3 separate regions of the Homo sapiens genome follow, and all the other regions are linked to region 1. Evidence: chromatin loops called from intact Hi-C (ENCODE). Cell type or tissue: endothelial cell of umbilical vein. All regions are shown on one strand. Each heading gives the region's core, and the rest is flanking DNA. Links, peaks and the distances in the headings are about the cores only.

Region 1 (6,113 bases), core at 1,335-3,834:
TGGTCCCTATTTGCCCAATTTTATGGATTTTCTTTAAAATTCCTTCCATAATTCTTGACCTTTGGACTATAACTTCAAATGATTATAGACACTGGCCTGTGCTGTCTCACCTTTCTTTTTATATATGAAAATGAACAGTACAAAGCACAGACCCAGGTCTTAAAATAAATAAGCTCATTCAAAAGAAATCAAGCTACAATTAAGTGAAGACATATTACAAATTTAAGAACATCACCATCGCACTAGCAGCACATTAAGGCCACCAGTGCTCAAGGATCTTGGCTATCCCATTGCTTTGACATTGATGTATAGGCTAAGAATGTTGACTAAATTAACAGACTTTTTAAAAAGTATCTTTTAATGTAGGATGCTATTAATACTTCCACTGAGCTTGTAAAAGATCCCTGGGGTGCTGATCCTGAGAATCTATTAATGGAAGTGCACACATGAAATGACTTGCTTCCTTTATGTAGATGCTTACTCAAGAAGATGTTGGACACTGGGGACGTTTTGTGACCAGGAAAATACAGTCATCTGAAAAGACTGGCAGAGAATACTGCCTGGAGGGGGATGTGCTCCTTGTCTGACTCCTTTGAAGATCAAAAAGATAGAGGGAGGATTGGGAGAGGGCTGAGCAGGAGAGAGCAGGAAGGAGACACACTGAGCTGGTACACATCATGGGATGAAGGCCAGGAGAAACCAGGCTGCAATAAGTTAGGAGTCTACAGAGAGGGAGATATGAGAGCCATTTTGTGAAACTTTCCCCTAAGAATGGAATCATGCTTTGTGAGGTAAACTAATGGGGGGATAACATAGGTTTAATGGGGGACCTTTCAAGGACCTCTTGACTTGGTGCACCTATTCATCTCATCAGTGATTATTCTGTGCCCAAGACACCATAGTGTCCTGGATTTACAAAAGATAGGCATGAGACTGTCTCTGCTTTTGTAGAATCAACAATACCTCTGAAGGACCAAACCTATGCAGAGACATGCTCAATTTCATTTATCTAGTGATGGAACTTCATGGAAAGATGGCTAATGCAACATAACATACACTACATGAAGGATGAATCAGACTTCCAAAACTATAGTCTAATTCACTCCTTGAAAATATTCTTTTTCTTTCTTTTTTTTTTTTTTTTCCTGTGGCCCAGGCTGGAGTGCAGTGGTGCAATCATACTTTTGTAGTAAAGTGTCCCTGTGGTTTTGGAATGAGAAATGAGACGTTTATTTTCCTCAACTCACTGCAGCCTCAACCTCCTGGGCTCAAGCTATCCTCAGGCATGTACCACCATGTCTGGATAATTTTCTTTTTCTTTTTCTTTTTTGTAGAAGTGGGGGTCTCACTATGTTGCCCAGGCTAGTGTTGAACCCCTGGTCTCAAATGTTCCTCATGCCTTGGCCTCCCAAAGTGCTGGAATTACAGGCATGAGCCACTGTGCCTGGCCAAAATATTTTTCTTAAACAATGAGTTCTTTTTCATATTACCATGAATTTAAAATTTCTCTGAAATGACCAAAGACCACTTTTTGTTTTCAAAAGATATACAGTACATCCAGGGAGCTGGCTTCCAAGTTTCTTTTTTCTTTGCTGTTAAAGGCAACAATGGAATAAGACTTCAGAAGGTCTCTGTGCTCAGGATGGTGAATGATGTAGGAAATAGCTCCGTACTAGGGACTCTGGGGCAACCAAAACATTGGTACATTGCTTGTCTAGCCTAAACCAGTGGGAACTATTCTCTGGATGCTTTTCCCCTTACGTTTTCCCCTTTATTGCCCTCATGGACAAACTCATACATTGATTTATTCAACATATATTTTGACCTCCACCTATGTGTTAGGCACAGTATCAGGCACTGGGCACCCCATTACATACAGGTCCAAGCAGTCCCTGCCCTCAAGGAGGTTAATATCTAGCCAGAGAGACAACATTATTAGTTTAATAATAATTATACACGTTTTTGTTGTGTAATATTACTGCTTAAAGATTACAATTAGCTCAATTATAAGATAATTTACAAAATGCCCAACGACTAATGAATATGGGTAGTCATTGTCCAAATAGCTGTGCACACATCATCATTTAATTATAGTACTGAAGACAGCTGCACTGGCAAAGTGCAGGGTGTGATGAGAGTGGGTAATGGGGCAACCTGCCCTAGCCGCAGGGGCTGGGGAAAGCTTTCCTGAGGAAGTGGCTGTTAGCAAAAGACTGGGAGAGGGAATAAAAGTTGGCCCGGGAAGAGGAAGTAGAGAGGAAGGACAGAAAATGGTCCAGGCAGAGGCAACAGGACAAGAAAAGGCCCTGGGGCCTTTGAAACCCAGTTCCACTCTTGATCTGCAAACCTTTTTAGGGATACTACAAACTAGTCCCCTTACACTTTTCAAACAAAGAGAGTTCACAGTGCTTTCAGTTGCCCACTTTTATATGCTATCAACAAATTCCTAGCTCCCCCCATTTTCTCCATTTCCTCTGTCCTCAGTCTTCCCCCCACAGTGTTCAGTTACACAAAAGGGCCTACGTGTTTACCAGCCTCTTTCATGACCCTGATCAACAAGCTTTGGTGGAAGACATCTGCGTCTAGACAAAAGATTGGTTAGTCTTTGTGAAAGTAAATGTTCCACGTCTGACTCAACCTGACCAAGAGCCAAGAAAAGGATGATAAGGCTGATGGAAAAGATTTTCTTAATGAATGGCAGTAAAAAACAGCCCAAAGGTGAAGGCAAGAAACAGCCTTGGTGTTTCCTGGGGCTCCTGGCCCCAGACAGGCTCTTGAAAGCACTCAAGGATAAGAGGTAGGAAGGTTATTTCATTTCCTCTCTGCCTCTTTCTATTTTAACACTTTCCTCCCTCTCACGCTAATCTCTATTCCCCACACCTCATGCTCAAAACAGTCACCCTTTAGGTTTTGGGGGGTAAGTATTACCCCTTTCAAGTGGGTTAAAATGTCTGGAATGGAGATTATTAAAGCTAACTTTCCTGGTTATACCTTTTTTTTTTTTTTTTTTAAACTCTTTCAACTTCAGTATCTTGGAAAGTTGAGCCTATCATATCACCAGGAGGATTGAGAGTTTAAACAACAATTACAAATTACGTGGAAAGTTGGAAAAAGAAGAGAGTTCCCTCTATTCTTCCCTGGCATCTCTGGGTGGCTGTTGTCCATGCTGGAGGAGTTGTCACCTTATGTGCCCTTGAGGGACCTCCCCTCAGGAATCAGCAGTGGGATAACCTTGCAGGTGTTTTTTGTTTTTTCCCAGAAATAAGAGACGTAAGCAAGGTTTAAATTCATAGCCAAGTAACATAATTTGCTGTCAAATTTAATGAGAAAAATTTAAAAATTAAAGCCACATCTAATTTTTAAAATACATGATTATGTACTGAGCTCTTTCAACACAGAATCTTACATAGGTCTTCTTTCCTTTTACAATGATCCTTGTAAGGTAAGTCACACAACTGTTTATTTTACAGAAAGGAATCTGAGGCTCAAAGAAATTAAGTCTCTGGCTCAAGATCATAACTAGTAAGTGGCAGAACCGGGATTTGACAGGTGTTTTGATTTTAGGTCCAATGATCTCTTTGTTACACTCACTTCCTCACCTGTGGGCTGTGAGGGACTTTGTTGCTTAAATAAGCTAGGGCTCCAAGAACCCAAGCTTCTAGGATAAATAATAACCCAACCAATGCAGGGTGTCCACTATGATTCACCGTGGCGTCCTTACGTATTTTGGAAGACAGCAGTATTTGAAGGATAAGATTTTTTTTTTTCCTCTAGGATCCTCTAGGAAGGCAACTCAGGTCCTATAAAGAAGCTGCTGATTTTCACCCAGTGGCTGGGAATTTGATGGGTCCCCCTAAGATCTGCAAAGGGATGAAACTGGAACTTATTCTCCAGTTCTATGTCTAGGGTGGGTGGAGATCGATATTTTGGGAGAAAAATGGGAGCATAATGTAGAGGAGAGCCCCTGAAGGTTTGGGTTCCTTGTGCTGAGACCTAACATCCTACAACATCTCCTTTGCAACTGGGAGTGCTTTGGAATGTTTAAAAACACGTGCTTGAGTTGAGCAGTGGAGGCTCAGAGGACACTCTTGCATGAGGTGGAAAGGCTCAAAGTCCTGGCCTTCCTTCTCCTTGTCTCTTGACCTTGCTTCAGGGGGAGAGATGGTGAAGTGGAATGATAATGGATCTTGGGCATCAGACCCAGGTTCAAATTTGTGTTCTACTATTTTTAGGCTGTGTAGTCTGGACTTCAGTTTTCCTATTTGTCAAGTGAAGCTTAATAGTACCTCCTAAGAGGATTTCCCTGGGGATTGCATGAGCGAATAAGGGTTCCACATACTCTATGTCAGAGCCAGTGCTCAAACGTTGGTCCTCACATCCTGCACAGAGGACCTCTTCATATGTGATTATTTGTTTTATTTTACTGTCATTTATTATTTGTTTATCGTGTGCTCCCCCATTAGAATGTAAGCCCTAGAAGGAGTTATATAATATTGTTTGTTGAATAAATGATATTACTTTGAATACATAATACTCTAAGAAGTTCCAGGCACTGTAACAGTTCCAGCAACAGTTCCAGGCACTGTTCCAGTGCCCAGAACATGGTAGATTTGAATAAATAATATTACTGCAATACATGCATATGTCAATGTTAAAGTGGAGAGATAGAAGCACTCAGGAAGCATAAAGAAAATTCAGCCTCTTAAAATCTGGGACACCTTGAAACCATGAGTGGCTCAGAAAGAGCCAGCAGTCTCTGGCTATTGCTGGCTTTGCTGGGCTGCCCCCCTAGAGGCGTGAGGTTAGGATATTGTGTAACGACAAATGACACAGAGGGGACTGTCTGTTCTGGCTTCTTATCTAGAAGCCCTGCACCTCTATAACCCCAGGGCTGTTCTTGGAGCTGTGGCTCAGAGAGTCAGGCTGACAGCACAAGGACAGGGAAAAAGGTCCTATTCTGACATTCAGAGGATCTGTCTTTTCTCTCCTGGGTCTCCAGGACCCTATCCTTCTGAGCTAGATGCACCTACGTTTTGAAAATGAAGATGGGTAGCTGTGCTGAAGCTCTTGTCAGCATGCAATTGAGATACTCTTTGGCCAAAGCAGAAATTGGTTGGAATTCTGGCATCCTTGGCTTAGAAAAGAGCCTGAGCAGGTAGATTTTTCTGCTTGTGTTAGCTTATGAGAAAGCCCAGAGTCTCTGCATGAGCTTCTAAAATGCCTAATACTTCTTACACAATTCAAGTTGGACGGCAAGTGTCAGTGATGCAGCACCTTCAGACAGCATTTCCCAGAAAGTATGCTACAGATACCATGTCTTTGTCAAAGGCGGCGGCACGTGTGCAGCTGTGATGACAAATGCAGCGGGTGTTGCTAGTTGCGGAAACACAGCTAGGGGTTTGGTTAACCACAGGAAAGCTGGGGTGAGGGGCAGTCCCTCCGTTCTTGTATTCTCTCCCTAGATGATTCAGGGTGGTCCCTAGTTCAGCCTCAGACACGAGACCCAGATCACTGCAGGCTGTCTGTTGCCAAGCGACGGGAACCATTTGGCACCAGCCGTAGAGAGCAACCAGAATGGGCAGAGCAGAGACTTAGAGCCCAGAGGACTGGAAGACGCTGCCACAGCCGCACGCACTCTAGCCTGATGCTACAGGTCTGTCACTGATGATACTAAAAGTTACGCGGTTGACAGATGCTATTTACAGCCAGAACTGAACAAACTCAAACACAATTCTATGTCGAACAGTCAGGGAAAATAAAGTTAAAACACCAGCAATTCCCATGCCATATCATTTATACATATCTTTGTGTTTGGAATTCACTTCTGAAATTCACTTCCTCTTGTGGGCTGGCTGGTGTAAGACATAAAAGTGAGCTCTGGGTCACTTTGGTCTTTTTTGATTCAATTTGAGCACCTTCCACCCCATGATTGTCCTAGGCATTGGAGAGAAGGTCTGTGCCCCTCTATCAGATGGTGAGTTCCCTGAGGACAAGAGCCTTATGAATTCATTGGCGATGTCTCCCCAGTCCATCCCATCCCACACACACAGTGCCTAGTGCACCACTTTGGGCATTTTGGCACTTGGTAAATATTTGCTGAACGGAAGAAAGAA
Region 2 (6,113 bases), core at 1,870-4,369, 130 kb after region 1:
CTTTACCACAGCTCACTTCTAACCTCTTGGACTAGCGATGCCCCTTGTTTGCCATGCTCTAGGTGTAGTTTCAGACTCAGTTCTACCCCAAGCCTTGGCTCTTGCTGGTCTTGCTGGCTAAAGTGCTCTGCCCCAAATCTCCAAGTGCTGGTAACCTCATGTGCACCTCCAATGTCACTTACTCGAGTCCTTCCCTGATCATCTGATCTAAAGTCCTCTTCCCTACCTACTCTTCATATATCATCTTATTTTATTGTGTTTTTGCACTCACACTAACTGTAATTATCTTGCATATTTTTCCTTGGTTATTATTTCCTCCTCATGAAAGTGGAGAGCTTGACTGTCTTCATACTTTTGGGGCTCTTGTGTCTGGAAGAGCACCTGGAACATAGTAGATTCTAAGTATGATTTCAGTGGATGAACTAACGGATAATAATTCACAATTTGGACTTCCAAATTCTGTCTGGGATTTTTAATACTAGTAGCTGTGACTAATTCTACATAGTGATATGTTTGCTGGGAGGAAGTCTTTCATCTAATGTGCAGTAAAAGTAGTCTAGAATTATTCCATTCTTTATGACTTAGCTTTAAGGGCAAGTGAAATTCTAGAATTGCAAAATGCTAACAAACAGAATTTATTAAAAACCCAAGGTTGATTAATACAACCCTAGCCATGAGCCATTTCTAAGTTTTACAGGGATGTTTTGAATAGTTTAAAAGTAGAGACTGGTGCTAAGTCAAAGTACCCGGTCCATTTGGATCCTTATGAATGTCCAAGACAACCACAAAAATGCTGAGAAGAGTCCACAGCTTTGCATTCAGAGCCTCCGTGACTGTGCCCATTGTTTGTGAATGTGGGTGGAAACTAGAGCCCAAACCTCAGAGAATAAAACCTGCCTGATACAGAAGGTACCATGAGTAGATTCTGGAATGGCAGTGACCCAGACAAATTCTAGAGGATTGAGAAGACTCCAGTTTACATACAAAGTTCAAGGATGGATGTTAGGTAGCTTATTCTTTAGTGCTTGATTATGTTAATCATCATCAAACAAGATGATATATGTTGGTCATCATCAAAAGCTAACAAACAAGCTTCCTTATAATTGTCATCTTATTGTGTTGAATCACTCCAAAAATAGCTCTAATACACTAATTAGTGCAGACTATGGGATCCAGAGGAACAGCTATTTTTGGAGTGATTCGACACAGAAAGATTTCTTACTAAATTACTGTTCATTTTCTAGATATATAGAGGGTGGCACAAGAATCCAGAGATTCAATCTCTGTTCTCATCCTTATTAACAGAATGTTTGAAAGAAGATCAACCTTTCTGACTTTGTAGTGTCATATATTACCTGCCTGATCTATATCTAAATGATGTTATGAGGATCAGGTGAAATATGTGGCTGAAAAGTCTCTGAAGCCTTCAAAGTGCTATTTGGATGTAAAATATCAGTTTATACATGAACATCTAGAATGATATATCTGTTGATTCCCGTATTTCTTACCAGATGATATATTTTATTCCTTGTATCTGCAGTTCCCAGTGTAGTAGGTATTTAATGCATTATTGAATGAATGAATACTATTATGATTTCTTTCTTTCTCTTGGCCAACTTCTGTCTCCTCATTGTAAGCATTATTAGCTTTGTATTTATTTTTTCACTCTCTTTTATAAACTGTTGGCTATTAAAGAGAACAATTTCATAGAGTTCATTTCAGTGTGATTTTCTTTTATTTTGGTCACTGCATATGGTCTGGACATGGGTCTTCAGCATCGCAGGGCATGGGATGAGGGTGAGAGAGAGAGCGAGAGAGAGAATGCATCTGTTCAATAAATAGAGTGAAGGGTAAGGATCACACAGACTGTGGCCCATATCCTTCTGGGGTGTGGACTTGGGCATATTTGAGACTTTTTACTATTAATACTAATCACGACCGCAGCCCACTCTAATCCATGTGCCATGACCATTGGTGAAACTCTGAAGTCAAGACCTTAGTGAATCATGTCCTAGTCTGTTGGGCAATACCTTTATTTTTGGATTTGGGTTATTTGTAGATTGCCCTTTTTTGGTATAAATGAGCAGTACTGTTTATTTCCATTTTGCAATAAAAAGCTACTGGCTATTTAGCCAGAAAGCAAATATTTTCACTCTGAATTGCTTTCTGGACATTTTTTCCAACAGTGTTTGATTTGAAGCTGTGAAACACATTACTCCCCTTCCCTCCTCCCATCCCCTGCCCCTGCCATTTCCTCTTAGGTGGATCAAAACCAGTGCTTCAGAAAATAAAGCCAGTATTCTTTGATTGCTCCTTTACCATATGAAAGCATCAGAGAGGCTGAAATAAATGCCTGTTTGGTCCCAAAACACTGCCATCCAGGAAAATCTGCCAGCCAACCAGGTGTTCCAGAATATTTTGCCTGAGGGCCAGCCTGCCCAGGAACTGGCATTGAAATATGTCTGGGCTTTGGTATTTTCTGTGCAGCTTAAAGTGCTACCTTTGGGCACATTTATTGGGATGCATAAGAAATAGTGTACAATCTGCATAGTGATAAAGTTTTGTGTGTCTTAGACATGTTCTCCAGTTGTAGAATATTTCTCTTACAGACCTTTGGATCCCTCAGTTTCTTTTTTAAAGTTAATTTTGTATTTTTCCACCTGAATGTCTTCTCCACTCTCCATTTATTTAACTAAATTTTTAAATCTTGTTTGTTTCCTTATCCACTGAAAACTTTACCCCCAAACCTTTACCCTTTACACAGTAACATACCTATCCACTCACATACACGCACACCACCACTCACCCACCAACACACCAAAACAAATTGTAAAATCTTAAACTTAAAAGTTTAATTTCATTTCCAGCTGTGATTTACTATCAGTAGCCTGGTTGTCCTTTATTTTAGTCATTTCCAGCCCTGCCTGGCTAAACTCAAGTCGCTCAACTCCTGATTGACTCATAGTCTAGGTATTTGGTAGGAAGATTTTAATCTTTCTTTTTCATGTTGGTGACATTTCCTAGTTGTGCTCTGCCATTCTTTAGGTAGCTGATAATGGGGCTTTTTTCTTTTTAATAATAGCAAATAAGAACAGTATAATTAAAAAAAGAATGAAAGAAAAATAGTAATTTCAGAAAGAACCAGTATGAACATAGCAATGAATTGCAAATTTGTAAAAATAACTTGGGTATTAATATATCAGATTCCTGAAAAGTGAGTAAATGTTTTCTTCTCATTTTTTCCCAGTGTCTTCTAAGTAGAAGATGAAGGATGCTTTGCAGGTGACTAAAATGCACTGCCTTGTTATTACAGGGAGCGGACTCAAACCTTTCAAATATTTTGAGTGGTTGGAAAGAAGAAACACAAAACAATTCTATTTTCTGAGTTTTAAAAATGTCTGAACCCCTGGAAGACCCAGCCAGACCAAATCTGCTTTTTCTCCTGGATCCATAATGTACAGTGGTAAATTAAAGGCTTCGAGAAGCTCTGTAGTAAAGAACTCTGTTTAACTTGATGTTTTACACATTCATTAGACCATGAGATTCTCTTCTTGTAGAATAAGAATCAACATCTCATAGAAAATTTCCAGAGACCACAGTTAAAGAAGGGTTCTCTGAAGCCTTTTAAAAGCAGAGAGTAGGCAGCCTGAGGTACCAACTCTGCAGTGTGATCAGCAGAGGAAGACAGAATTGGGAGAAGCAGCAGAGGTCTATGGCTTCTAACTGGAACCTAAGGATAAAAGCACAAGAGATGCTGAGTGGTGAGCTTCTGCCCACAGAGGGGACAAGATTGAGGGAGAGGAAAGGGGCTGAGATGTCCCATGTGACCCGAGCAGGCATGCAATAAGCTCATCCCTCAGTTAAGCCAGGTTTTTCCAACTTTGTTGGATATTTGAATCATAGTTGTTTTGTTCTGCCATAAAGACAATTGACTGAGTTTTGATTTCCCAATGTACATGGGGGAAAAGTAACCTTCCTGATTCATTAATTCAGTAATTACTCAGTATATCTCTGGTGAGTATTCATAATCATATTGTTGTGAATAGGTTTGAATAATCTGTCTTGTTTTCAATGGAAGTTACATCAATTAGGTTTCCTACAAATTACACCCCCCACCCTCTGCTTCCCCAACTCACACACACATATTTGTTTCCCATTCTGTGGTGACACATAATGAAAGCTTATTGAGAACCTGGTCTGTGTAAGACAGCTGCCCTGCAGATGTTCCAGAATTGTATTAAATGCTCTACACATTAATGTTGACTTACAGGAGTCTGAAGTTTTCACCCCAATCTCAAGCACTTTAACTCTTCATTCCTCTTTGATTTACTTTCAAACTGAATGATTAAGGAACAATATGGAAACCACATGTAAAATGCCCAGTGAGTTTTCTTTTTTTTTTTTTTTTATGTATAAAAACAATGGAGAAAGCCAATGTAGAAATACCGAGGCCAACCAGTGGTTTACTTTGATGCTTACCAGGGAACACTAGGGAAATTTGCCAGTACATGGATCCTGTTTGGAAGAATCAGATCAAAGGAAGAAATATACAGTGTCAGACCCTGGCACCTCCCAGGTTTGTATGTTCAAAGTGCAGTGTCTAAAGCAATTTTCATTCCTTGTCCATGTTGCATTGTGTGTCACTCTTCTCTTTTAAAAAGTCCTCAAAATGAAAAGACATATGCTCATCATGAACAAAGATGCAACAGAAATGGAATTCTCAGGTAGCCTTGGATTTACATTTTATTTGGGGATTTATTGACCTTTGGAAAGGTTGAAATCCCAGATAGTAATGTATTTCATGTCCTTCACCCTTTCTAAGAATATCCTCAATTTCGTTTCATTTTTAATTATTATTTTGTGTTAATTTGCAAGAGCCCCTGAAGAAATAATTATTCATATAATTAGAGTCTATATAAATAGAGTTTATATATAAGCAGAGTCTATAACTCAGCTCTTCTCAGAGGCAATGAAAGAAAGGTTAAAAGGAACTCTGGAGAGACTATGAAAAACGGACTGATATACAAGTGGCCTAGACTTTGTAGCTGCTGAGATGTCATAGCTCGTGGGATGATACAGGGATTTATGAAAAGCCTGTGATCTTCTGAAGTTCCAGATGGAGGTGTGGAGTGCTCTTGGTGGCAACATTTCAGAGAGGGTGCTTGACATTTGTACTTAAACCTCTAAACTTGGCAAAGAGCTTGAGTATGATTACGACAGAGAAAAAGGTCTGTACCTTCATCATCTATGGTTTTCTGCCCTTATCACAGACCCTAAACTTATAAACGAGTAGAGCCACCTCATGTCACCTTCAGTTGCCTTCTGCTTCTGCTCCTAAAAGAATCTGGGAGGAACTTCTAAGTCTGGTAAAAAGGGTGGATGGTACATAAGCTTCTCACTTTGTGTCTTATAATAACATTCCTCAGGCTTTCTAAAAGGCCAACACCTTGAAAAAGTATGTCAAATTGCTTAGTGTTTTGAATGTTTTAAATGTTGGAGGCAGCTTTGCTTGGTTCTGATGGTACATTCAGCATTTAATTGGAAACCAATTTCCCTCCTTATTTTCTTGAAGGAGATTTGGTCCTAGACAACTGTACTGCAGAACTGGGGGGACTTCCAAAAAGGAAACATACTCCCAAGATTTTGTTTCTACTCAAATACCAGAGCAAAGCTCTGACCTCATACAAATCAGTTGAGAGAAGCCCATTTCTGGCTGTGTATTTGGATCCCAGAATATTATTTCCCCTTGCATTTCATGATTCCACCCCTCCAGATTTGGAGTCATTCACTGTATGATATTTGTGGTGACATCTTAGACTTCAGTTTCCGTAATGAATGCACCTGAGTTCCAGCACTAATTTTCTCTTCCCTGGGAAAAACAAAAAAACACAAAACCATTTGTATGGCCCCCTGAGTTGTCACTTCATCAATAAGTGAGGCTCTGTGCTTTGGGATAGTTCAACAAATAGTTTTGCCACTGACCACAGATTTGGATGAAATGATCCTTTACTGCAGACAGCACAGGAGTGATCCAAATCAGGACATATGGGGAATGGTTTCTCTTGCCATGTGGCTTTTGCATAGGATCATATAACCACCAGGCCAACAGACCC
Region 3 (6,113 bases), core at 2,046-4,545, 67 kb after region 1:
CCTTTACATATGCAAGCACATATAAATCCTTTTGGATAAATTGTAAGATTAAAGCCTGTCTTTTATTTGTTTGTGGTATGTAGTATTAGGCTTTCAATAAATATTTTTTAGGATGAAAAAGGTATGCATGGAGTTTTTTTTCTGTTTCAACCTCAACTAGAAAAATCTATCTCTAGTGAAAAAATAGAAGACAGCTCTCAATGGGAATTACTAAATGACTCTTGCTTTTAAAAATTCCTTTATTTTCTATGGGCTCTAAAGTTAAATAGAAAAAGCAAGTTTAATATGTATCAGCTTTTAAACAGTGATGAAGCAAAGCAGGTAGAAACCAAAATACCACCCGCCCCCTCCCCGCCCACACACTCTTAGTTTGGCCAATGCAAGACAGACCAGTATCAATTTCAGTTCAATGTAACATCTGCTTAGCATTTGTTATATACAAAGGCAGAAAGTACAGATGAGACACTTTTTGAAAGAGTTCTTCTTTTTGTACTCTTTTTGCTTTACCATTTTTTTTTTCTTTAACTCAGAATGACTCTTGTCCGTAACCAAGCAAATTTTAACGTTATATTATTGGCTACTGACAAGATTTTCATTGATAATGTTATTGGCTACTTGCAATGTAGTTGCATTTTCACAAAGACAAGCTTGAAGGTGCCATTGAAGCAGAACGTATAAGGACAGAAATCATATGGATAGTTCTGATAACCTTAGGAATGTTTCAAGATAATATAGAGTGATAAAGATTCATTTATTATTCATAAAGGTATCCCAAATATCAAACTTAATTGAACTTGAATACTTTTTAAGTAAGTTGTTCAAAAGAAGTAATCCACAAACTTTCTTTAATGATTCCTAAAGCATGGGCACAGTAATCATAAAGTTCTCATAAATTCTCAGAAAATTTTCATAAAATTCTAAGTTGTATGCAAAATCAGAAACAAAAATAATCCTTTTAAATTTACTGTTTGTATTTGCTACCTACTTTCAGGATCTAGTAACATAACACACTTTTATTGCCTCTGTGAACCACAATGCACATGCCGTACTGTCTACCGCCAACAGGAAAAAACTACTTCTTGACACATGCAATTTAACAATAATTGCAGGGACCATTCATGTCTGAGTCCTAGAACTGGAATTTCCTGCATTATGGATATTTCATGTTGGAAATGTTGCTGGTTTGGCAGAGTAAAAAATAGATGGCTTTGGCTCTGTTGGGAAATAACACCCTGAACTGGATCACTGTGACATTCTAGAGGTTTAACCTATAAATTTGGTTAGCTGGAGGATGAGAATCTTTGTTAGATATCTGTAGATGTGCTATAAAAGAGTTACAAATTGGCTGTACATTTTAAAATCCTTTTTAGGAAAAAATGAGGAAAAAGCATCTAAGCTGTTAATTTATGTAACAATTTATCTTACATGATGGTGGTATCAGTAGTTGTCCAAGAAGAGACAGCTATGTCACAGGTTATGCCCATCAATAACCAAATAATTCAGTCAAATGCTTGTGATACGATGGGCCTGTGCTAGGGATGAGAACACAGTGTCCAGTAAGACAAAGGGTAGTGCTCCAAGAGATGATACACCAGTGAGTTTAGCCTCAGCAAATCTTTCAGTAGTCATCAAGTTAGATATTGCTTGTGAAGGTGGGTTGTATTCTAAGTTAAAAGATAATTGAGCTCCTAAACTTGCATAATAGTGTGGCAACTTCTACTTGGGCAGATATTTAGAACTAGGGTGATCATATAAGTTATCACCGAAACTGGGGTAGTTTTGGATAGAAAGGAGGGGCTGCTCCTAATTATTCTGGGGCAGGAGGCATAAACCAGGGAAGTACCAACCTATATATGGTCACCCTATCTAAAACCAGAGATGTTTGTTTAATAATGTACACTACTCAATTTGAAACTTTCAACAGGTGGAGAAACAGCAATTTATCTGCTTTCCTTAGTGACTGGCCAACAGAAGTGACATTTAATAGAAGTATGATATTCATTCTTCCAGGTGTCTCAAGTTCATCATTTCCTGATGATCAGGAAAGATCAGAAATCCACATCAATGAATCACATTAGCTGTCTTCTTAGATGATACTTTCCTGCTTGGAGCCTGTATTAAATGTCAGTATGAGAGAGAGCTGTGCAACCATGTGACTTTGCCTCTCTGTTTGTGATAAAAATATTGTTGAAGATTTTTCCCATTGTGTCATTTAATGGCACTTAAAAGAGTCCACATGATTTCTCCTAGGATGTTTGTTCTCTTTTCAAGAATAAATGAGCTTCTTTCTGTCAGATAGTGATTTAGATAGGCTTCCCGTTTGTCCTTTAATGTCTGGCTCCCAGTGTTCAGTCATAAGAATCCATCGCTGAGGTGAAGCATTCATATTTTGCTAATTTTTGTGTTTGGCTCTATTTCTTTTTTTATGTGTCATTGTGTTTCTTCTGAATTAGTTACATTCCTGAAACTTGACCTTTAGTGTTTAATGTTGCTTCATCATCAAATAAAGTTTGAACTTTTGACCTGGTACTCATGGTCCCACGTGTCTGATCCCAAACTCCTGGTCATTCTTATTTGCTGCTACTGCTCCTCATGTGCCCTTTCTCCAACTGAACTATTTGCTCTCCCCAGTACATGCCTCCTATTTTCTTGCCTTCATGCCGATGTTCGTGCTGTTCCCACTATTTGGGGACCTGAGGAAAATTGAAAAGTGTATTAACAGCTATAGCGGGATATGGAGCAGAAAGTTTATAGGGGAAGAATAAGATTGTCCATCAGAACGTTTGGAACCCATTGGAAGAGAAAATGTGAAACACCCTGAGCCCTTCTTTACTGCACGTGCTCTGGCATGATGCCATTATCCTTTCCATATGGGAAGACTTGTCCTTGAAAGTTCACCTTTTGAATGTGCAGAGACTCATTTTTGTTCTTATTTGTCTGGGGTGTGGGAGAAAGGGGGCGGCACGGAGATGGTGTTGAGAGGGCAGGAGTCACACAGATCATGTGTTGGGCACAGGCGTGCTAAAGCCATCTGTTTCTCTTTGGATAGTCATCCAAAACCTTTTAGGCATTTGCCACCCCACACCCCACCTCCCAAAGCCAAAAGCTTGCGCATATGCCCCAAGGAATAGGATCCCAGGAATTTACCTCATGTTTATAATCCTATAATCTTCTTGGGTGGGGAGGAGAGAATGGGAAGCCATTGGAGTTATTCCTGAATATGACCAGGCATTTGGGGTCTGAATGTTTTTGAGAAGTCATGAGAGAAAAATGTGAAAAGAAAATACGTATGGGGCAATATTCACAAACTCTGATTTTTTCCATGACCCCTTCTTTATTTATTTCCTCCTTTTTTGTTTTTCTTGTGCATTTTGTAGGATAGAGTCTTGGCTCTATTTCAAGCACATTGCAGAGGAATGGTGGAAAGGGATTGCGGTTAGCTAGGTTATCCTGAAAAACAACAAAGAAATTGAATACTCAACTTGGCAGTGGCCCAGACGTCTTCCAGTGGATAGTGGTCTGCTATAAGCACAAAAGACCCACGCACAGGGGCTTGAAAATGTGGTTAGGCCTATTTACTTTTCAGCACAGAAGGAAATTAGAAACAGAGGTCTGGATTGCCACTGAGAGGCAATTTTGAGTTAATTAATGAAGCGAGGGAATCCAATGGCAGTAACAGAGTCAGTTTTCCACTTTGGGCCTGGAAGCAGGACCTCAAGTGATTCTAGTAATCTGAATCTTGTGTGGCTGCCCAGGGAGCTGTCTGCCATTTCAACACACCTGGCTGCAACATTGTAGAATGCAGACCTCCTTACCTGTTTTTGTATTGTGCTGTCACTAGTGGTTAGAAAATATTTTGCGAAGGTAGCTGTACAGTGACAATGGCACTGAGAAATATTTACATGTTAATTATGATGACAGCAGTTAGGGTAATGGTTAAATGTTAGAGAAAAGTCATAAAGACCAAGACTGTGAAATAAGATGACAATATTGATACTGACAGATAAATCTTAAAATAATCTTTCTGCTAGTTGGCAAGTTCACTATAGATAGAGGTCGTGTCTTGCCCAGCTTTGAGCCAACAGTGCCTAGCACACTGAAAGCGTCAATAAATGAATGAAACTCTTCTCATTTGTCTCCTGGCCCTTGAATTGTCCTCTTACAGATGTGAATCTAGTGGTTAAACTATCTTTTTTTTTTTGAGACGGAGTCTCACTCTGTCATCCAGGCTGGAGTGTAGTGGTGCTATCTTGGCTCACTGCAACCTCTGCCTCCCGGATTCAAGTGATTCTCCTGCCTCAGCCTCCCTAATAGCTGGGATTCCAGGTGTCTGCCACCACAACTGGCTAATTTTTTTTTTTTTATTTAGTGGAGACGGAGTTTTACTATGTTGGCCAGGCTGGTCTCAAACCCCTGACCTCGTGATCTGCCCGCCTCATCCTCCAAAGTGCTGGGATTACAGGCATGAGCCATCATGCCCGGCCTGGTTAAAATATCTTTAAAATGTCTTTGAGAGAATATTTTATAGCCAACTCAGTAACTTCTACTCCCGATGCTTATATTCTTAAAGCATTCATTTTGCATTTTAACCTACATCCTACCTGCCGTTATTCAAAACTTTTGTTTTGTTCCGTCCTTCATGAAACTAAATGTCTCCATCTTCCATATAAAGTGGTCTCCTAAGTTAAGTAAATGGTCCAAGTGAGCCACTGCTGTCCTCAAACAGTGAGAGGACCCAGCATACATGAGTCACAAAGCCACATGAATGACAGACACACACATACACACACACACGCATAATGTGTTCTAGAGAAGCAACAATGAAAAACATGTACATGACTATGTGGATGTTTCCTTGGCTAGTATGTTTTTCTGTTGATGCTTTGCTTCTAAATAATATTGAGCTCCTAATCTTGCATAATAGTGTAGCAACTTTTTAACTTTTAGGGGTTAGTTTTTAATTTTCTTGTACCTTTTTAATTTGAAAAATGTCAAACTTAAAAGAGGAAATTCCTATATACTCTTCCTCCCCCCAGGTTATCACCATTTCATTTGATTTTGTTCTCTTTCTCTGCATGTGTTTTTCAATCTTTTTTTTTCATTATTGTTCCCTCAAGGAGGCATTTTAGACCTTTTTTTCCCTAATTACCCCATGGAAGTTTAAGACCACAGACATATCGTGTATCTGTTTGTGTAGTGTGGCCTTTTGGGGAGCCACAAACCATTGTATCTAAGAAATTTCTATCCCCTAAGAGCCGATGTTTACCCTCTAATTTGTCTGTATCACTTGAGAGTAAGTTGGAGACATAGTGTACTTTCCCCTAAATATTTCAGTATTTATTTTCTAAGAACAAGGGCTGCTTCTTACATAACCAAAATACAAATATCAGAATCAAGAAATTGAACATGGGCATAGTATTGACATAGTATTATTATTTAACCCACAGTCCATATTCAAATTCTGTCAATTGTCCCAATAATGCTCTTTATAGCTACTTTTTCTCAGCCAGGTTTCAATCCAGGATACATAGGGCAGTTAGTTGTTGTGTCTCTTTAGTCTCTTTTATTGTAGAATATTTCCTCAGTCTTTCTTGATCTTGACATTTTAAAAGAGTACAGAGTATTCTGTAGAATGCTTCTCAATTTGGTTTTGTCTAGCATTTTGTCTGGATTAGATTCAGGTTATACATTTTTGGTGAAAATGCCATTAAAATGATGTTATGTCTTTCTTGGCACATCGGGACACACATGATGTCAGTGTGTCCCATTACTGGTGATGTTGACTTTGATCATGTGCTTTAGGTGGTGTCTGCCAGTTTTCTCCACTGCAAAGTTACTATCTTCCCCTGGTAATTAATAAGTAATTTGTGGGGGAAATACTTGGATGCTGTGTAAATATCCTGTTTCTCATAAAACGTTATCTGCTGGGTTTAGCATCTATGAATGATCTTTCAACCCTGCCATCCTTCTATAGTTTTTAGGTGGAATTCTGCTGTAGGAAAGAACTTTCTCTTTGCCCTGCTTATCTACTGGACTCCTGAATTCTAATTTTATTCATTAATTCATGATCTGGAACAGAAACCTATAGTAGTGAACAGAGGCTAAAGGCAATT

Evidence for each region. Hi-C counts contacts between places; a loop is a spot of excess contacts. Peaks named below come from ENCODE experiments on the same cell type or tissue, not always from the same donor. Only the 100,000 strongest peaks of a DNase experiment are listed, where the experiment ranks them.
Region 2: a loop joins it to region 1, with 12 times the contacts of the local background. A loop is called at or near these places in 2 of 110 quality-filtered maps.
Region 3: a loop joins it to region 1, with 13 times the contacts of the local background. A loop is called at or near these places in 13 of 110 quality-filtered maps.

The regions. Positions count from the first base shown.
Region 1 is chr15:39,426,638-39,432,750 of GRCh38, reverse strand. No RefSeq gene overlaps it. Among named protein-coding and RNA genes, the nearest start is that of THBS1, 150 kb to the left of the region's middle. In endothelial cell of umbilical vein, for the core only: no CTCF peak of the experiment used is centred there; DNase peaks (open chromatin) are centred at 1,750 and 2,600; H3K27ac peaks cover 2,500 bases.
Region 2 is chr15:39,297,797-39,303,909 of GRCh38, reverse strand. All of the region lies in intron 1 of LOC105370777 (a long non-coding RNA gene), which reads left to right. Among named protein-coding and RNA genes, the nearest start is that of LINC02915, 50 kb to the right of the region's middle. In endothelial cell of umbilical vein, for the core only: no CTCF peak of the experiment used is centred there; a DNase peak (open chromatin) is centred at 2,969; H3K27ac peaks cover 2,350 bases.
Region 3 is chr15:39,360,343-39,366,455 of GRCh38, reverse strand. All of the region lies in intron 1 of LOC105370777 (a long non-coding RNA gene), which reads left to right. Among named protein-coding and RNA genes, the nearest start is that of LINC02915, 110 kb to the right of the region's middle. In endothelial cell of umbilical vein, for the core only: no CTCF peak of the experiment used is centred there; DNase peaks (open chromatin) are centred at 2,395 and 3,415; H3K27ac peaks cover 2,500 bases.